Linked DNA regions of Homo sapiens: region 2 is linked to region 1. A link is a loop called in an ENCODE intact Hi-C map of the cell type or tissue named here. Cell type or tissue: dorsolateral prefrontal cortex. All regions are shown on one strand. Region 1 overlaps SYNE3 (spectrin repeat containing nuclear envelope family member 3). Region 2 has its middle 45 kb from the start of C14orf132.

The links. A loop is a pair of places that touch in the nucleus more often than their neighbours do. Peaks named below come from ENCODE experiments on the same cell type or tissue, not always from the same donor. Only the 100,000 strongest peaks of a DNase experiment are listed, where the experiment ranks them.
Region 2: it touches region 1 in a loop (5-fold over the local background); 36 of 110 quality-filtered maps call a loop at or near these places.

Annotation. Positions count from the first base shown.
Region 1 is chr14:95,441,227-95,443,726 of GRCh38, forward strand. It overlaps SYNE3 (spectrin repeat containing nuclear envelope family member 3), which reads right to left. Exons shown (of 18, transcript NM_152592.6): 11 at 1,929-2,063. Among named protein-coding and RNA genes, the nearest start is that of SYNE3-AS1, 74 kb to the right of the region's middle. In dorsolateral prefrontal cortex, a CTCF peak has its summit at 1,461 (motif pointing right); a DNase peak (open chromatin) is centred at 1,495; H3K27ac peaks cover 847 bases.
Region 2 is chr14:95,993,021-95,995,520 of GRCh38, forward strand. No RefSeq gene overlaps it. Among named protein-coding and RNA genes, the nearest start is that of C14orf132, 45 kb to the right of the region's middle. RefSeq lists enhancers at 504-1,061, 1,062-1,619 and a silencer at 772-1,066. In dorsolateral prefrontal cortex, CTCF peaks have their summits at 1,501 (motif pointing left) and 1,703; no DNase peak of the experiment used is centred here; H3K27me3 peaks cover 585 bases.

The DNA.
Region 1 (2,500 bases):
TACCAGGGGCTGGGGAGACTGCTGCCTCTGTCCTCAGTGAGCCATCAATGAGGGCCTGAGAAGTTATCTAAAACTCCACTTCTCTGAGTTGTCCCTACCACTGTCCCCTCCTGGTCCCTGTGTGCCAACATTAGACCAGACGCCTCCAAGGGCTTCCCGTACATAGAGCTGTGATCTCCAACATCAGATACCTGCCCCCCAGGGGGACACAGAGACTGCCTCGCTGTGGGGAAGGACATATTAGATTAACAAGCACTGGGTACCAAAATAATAAAAGGGCAATTTCTCTTTAAAGAAGAATATAAACAATCAATAAGAATTGGAATATCATCATTTTGCAACACCGAGTGATGCTCAGTTAACGCTGCTTCTCGTAACGACTAATCTAGCCCATCATTTGGATGGAGGTATTAGGAGACTTTTGCTGCTTCTACGGGTTTCTATGGGCTCCTGAGGAGTGAGGACAGTGTGTCCTATTTCTCTACTGCCTCGACCTTGAAACTACTAACTGCTAGTTTATTGAATGTAATTAAATGAATTCAACCAGACATTAATCGTCACTTACACCAATGGGGCTCCACAGGTGATGCCTTATGTCCTGGAAACTGGTGGGGAGGGTTTGCAGTTGCTGCGATAGAGGTGGTGAGGGTGATACTAGGTGGAGTGAGAGGGATGGGTGCTCGCATTCCACCCTGGGGTGGATAGTCCACAAATGCAGAATTTGCCCACATCCCACACGATTTTCTCATGTCCTCCTAATATCTACAGCAGTAAAAAACCTGCTTGGCATGACCTGAGCTCAGACTGTCACTCCAATCAACACACAAACACAAGGAAGATTTTGCAGTTTTAACAAACATACTGACTTCTCTAGAGCTGCACCCTTTGTGTAAGTGGATGGAAGACTGCTCTTGGGTTTGATCAAAGTGCTATCAAGCGTTGTTCCCATTTCAGAAAACCACATCACTAGAGGCCGTGATGGTTGTGCCACCTGACACAGCATTTGCGGCTGTCACACAGGGAGGGCACGTTCTGACCACCTCCTTATGTCTTGAGTGTGGCCATCTGGGAGTACTTACATATTGGACAATATTGTATTATAATTACTTTCCTTTGATTTCTCTTTTCTATTTCCTGGGTGGGTATATTCCCTATGAATTTCAGGAGTGTAAAGAGGAGGTTAGGAATGTTTGGTATGAAATAGGGCGTGCAATGTCAGGTAGGAGGGAGAGCTCTCACTGCCTCACTGGGTTTTCTTGAGGTGTGAGCACCAGAGACCCTGCTTTATACTCCTCAGGGCTTGTTACAACGGCAGACCCAGGACTCCATCTGAATCAGTGTCACAGTGGGGCCTGGAGTCTGCATTTCCACTTGTCCTCAGGCCAGTTTTGAAGGAGCTTTGAGTTCCATCCCTACTGCTGGAAGGGGACTGAATCCTGGACAAACCCTAGAAAGAGCTGAGGTGGCCACTAGAGGGCACTGGCGATGAAGCTCTGTGGCCTCCAGGCCTTGTGCAGGCTGCAAGGGACCCGAGGCCGCCTGTGTTCTGGGCTGCCTAAGGATCTCAGCAGCCTGCTCTCTTCTTTTGCCGCTTGGCCCTAATCTCAATATGTAATTGTGCATTGGCTTGTTTGCTTGATGATTAATTGTCCATCTACCCAACTGGGGCGTAACTCCCAGGAGAGCAGGGGCCTGGGCTGTCATGCTCTGCTACCTCCATCCTTAGGGCCACCTAGAACACTGCCTGGCATATGGGAGGTGCTCAATAATTGTCTGTTGTATGAATGAGGAAGGGAAGAAAACAGGGAGAAAGAAAAAAGAGAGGTTAGAAGGAATGAAGGCAGGAAAGGGGAAGAAAGGCCCCAGGCGTGTTGGATGACAGGGGCCGGCTCTCTGTCAAAGCACAGGCCCTTCTGCCAGCCCCTTACCTCCAGAGACCTCTGCAGGGCCTGGAAGTCGGAGGAAAGCTGGTCCATTTTGTGCTGGTGGTTGGGGTTCTCCTGGACCAGAGGCCTTGCAGCCTCCATCTGTGCCCCCAAGTCCAGCCCCTCTTCCTGCAGCCCCTGCAGTAGAGAAGGGAACAGGTAGGCTAATCTTCCCACCTCTCCCTCCCTTGGGGTGGCCGATCAGGGCAGAGCCTCTGAGTGGGAGAGCCTGGGAGGGGTGAATTCCCCAAGGCGGTGGGGCTCTTTCATACCAGCGGAAGTACCAACCACATGGCTGGTCTGATGGGCCCACTCTCAGGGCTGGAGAGATTTTAAAAATCAGACAAAAATATTCTGGGACACCATGAAAATAAACTCTGCTACAAGACAGATGGCATCTCTGGGGACAAACTCACATTGGGACTCATACTTGATGACCACCTCTCATTATGAGGAAACACGTCCCAATTTTAGTTTTAAAACCCAAAATGCACTATTTTTTTTCTTTTTTTGGAGACAGAGTCTCACTCTGTCGCCCAGGCTGGAGCACAGTGGCACAATGTGGGCTCACTGCA
Region 2 (2,500 bases), 550 kb after region 1:
CACCCTAGCTGACAAAATCAAAAGCCAATCACCTTTGGTAGAGTTCACGCTGTTACAGGAAAGGAGTCCAGATCCTGACCCCAAGAGAGGGTTCTTGGATCTCGCGCAAGAAACAACTAAGGGCGAGCCTGTAGAGTAAAGTGAAAGCAACCTTATTAAGAAAGTAAAGAAATAATAGAATGGCAACTCCATAGACAGAGCAGCCCCGAGGGCAGCTGTTTGCCCATTTTTATGGTTATTTCTTGATGACATGCTAAACAAGGGGTGGATTATTCAGGCCTTCCCTTTTTAGACCATATAAGGTAACTTCCTGACGTTCCCATGGCATTTGTAAACTGTCATGTTGCTGGTGAAAGTGTAGCTGTGAGGACGACCAGAGGTCACTCTCGTTGCCACCTTGGTTTTGGTAGGTTTCGCTTGGCTTCTTTACTGCAACCTGTTTTATCAGCAACGTCTTCATGACCTGTATCTGGTGCTGACCTCGTATCCCATCCTGTGACTTAGAATGCCTTAACTGTCTGGGAATGCAGCCCAGTAGGTCTCAGCCTCATTTTACCCAACCCTTACTCAAGATGGAGTTGCTCTGGTTCAAACGCCTCTGACAAAACCATCATCTCCTAAAATCAGGATTCAGGATTTCTGTGAGAATAAGGGCTCTGCCCATTCTGTGCTCCCACTCACAGACTCACAGACGAGGCTCTGAGACAGGAGGAGCTCAACGGCAGCTGCAGCCTGTATCTGTCAGTGGCAGAGCTGGGATTAGAAGCCTCGCCATCACCCCGCTCCACAGTGCCACAGCCACAGCCATGACTGTCGCAGAAAAGTCATCCCTGGCTCTCCACCAGCCTGTCAGGGCCCAGGATGGGTCAGCTGCTAGAGTCCCTGCTGTTCTGCCTGTAGGGCATGTTAACTGAATAGAGTGCTCTGGGGAGCCAGTGGGATGAGTCTGTAGTGAAGACAACTCAGGTGCTGTGACAGGAGAGAGTTACTGGCAGATCAGGTCTTTCTCCCAAGCCTCTAATCAGAGCACAAAAGAGTCATTCAGTCATCACTGAGAAAATTCCAACAAAGAATATCATTAAGTACTTTGCATTTAATAAAGGGCCTTTAAGTGCAATAGCATATATAAAGCCACCCTGGAGTGGCATTAATGGTCAGACTTTGGGTCTATGGAAAGCTAATTGAAATGTTTTTGGAGTCCCTGTCTGAGCCCTTCCAGCAACAGGAAACTCACTAGTCCTGAAGACAGATTGTTCTGTTTGGGGATGCCCCTGAGTGCAGTTCAAATTCCTTTTTGCCAGGCTCTTCAGCCACAGGTCTGTGTAGTATCCACAGCGGAAAGAGGTCTCTCCCCCGTGGGTCCCATCAGGAGCTAGGGAGAGAGGAGCTCTGCAATTGCAGAGTTCATTGTGTTCTGAGAAGGCAAATCATTTATTGTGGGGACAATTTAGCCAATTAGCAGAATTTAGCTAAAAGCATTTCTTATGCACCAGAGCCCCCTGCTGGCTAAATAGAAGTATTGATAGTCCTGCAGAAGGACCCTCTAAGTTGGAGCACTCCCAATTTAGGATATCCGGACTTTCTGCTGGTGGAATCAAATCACACACCTTCAAAATCTGTTGAGAATCGTGTGGCTTATCCCATAATGAGTTCCAGGGGTCAACTATTTAGGAGGTGGAGGGAGTTAATTAGAGTCCATTAGAGTCCTATTTCACTCAGGACACTGAGATGAATTCCCAGATGAATTAAAGAGTTACATATTAAAATATAGAATACTAAAAGAACCAGGAGAAAATAAATATGGATCCATATTAATTTGATTCATAATGGAAAATACCTTATAAATGTAGAACCAAAGTAAGATTTTATAAATGAAAATATAAATAGATTTGGCAAGGGAAAAGACGTTTATTTCTTCATAGCAGTCATCTTAGACTGAAACAGACCTAGGATGGAGACTTGTGTGCAGGAGGTTTATTGGGAAAGGCTATTGGAATGGCACCTGCAAGAGAATGAGTAGGACAGGTGGAGGGACACATTGAACGGCAATGCAATAGCAACAGGGCTGAGGATGGCCCCTTCAGCTGTCCTGAATTAAAGTCAAGGGCTCAGAGCTTTGTGTGTCCTAATGGCCCAATCATTGGATGTGAGATCCACTAGGGAGGCAGCTTCCTTAGGCAAGGACAATTCCTAGGGAAGGACTCTGCTTGAGCCATGAGCAGGCAGCACTCCTGGCAGCTGGGGAAATAGGTGCCTCTATCCTTCACTGGGAATCTGGGTGGCACACTACAGCATCCACTACACCCATGCTTGACTATGCCCATGCGCATTTTATCCTACCCTTGGCAACACTTACAATTGATATGTTTAAATACTTGCCAGGGTAAAAATAAAATAATATAGTCTTAATTTGTTGAAGTACCTTTTTGTTAATATATTTACTGATTTTATCCCATATTTTGTAGCTTGCCTAGTCAAATTCCTTGTTTCCTTTTCTACT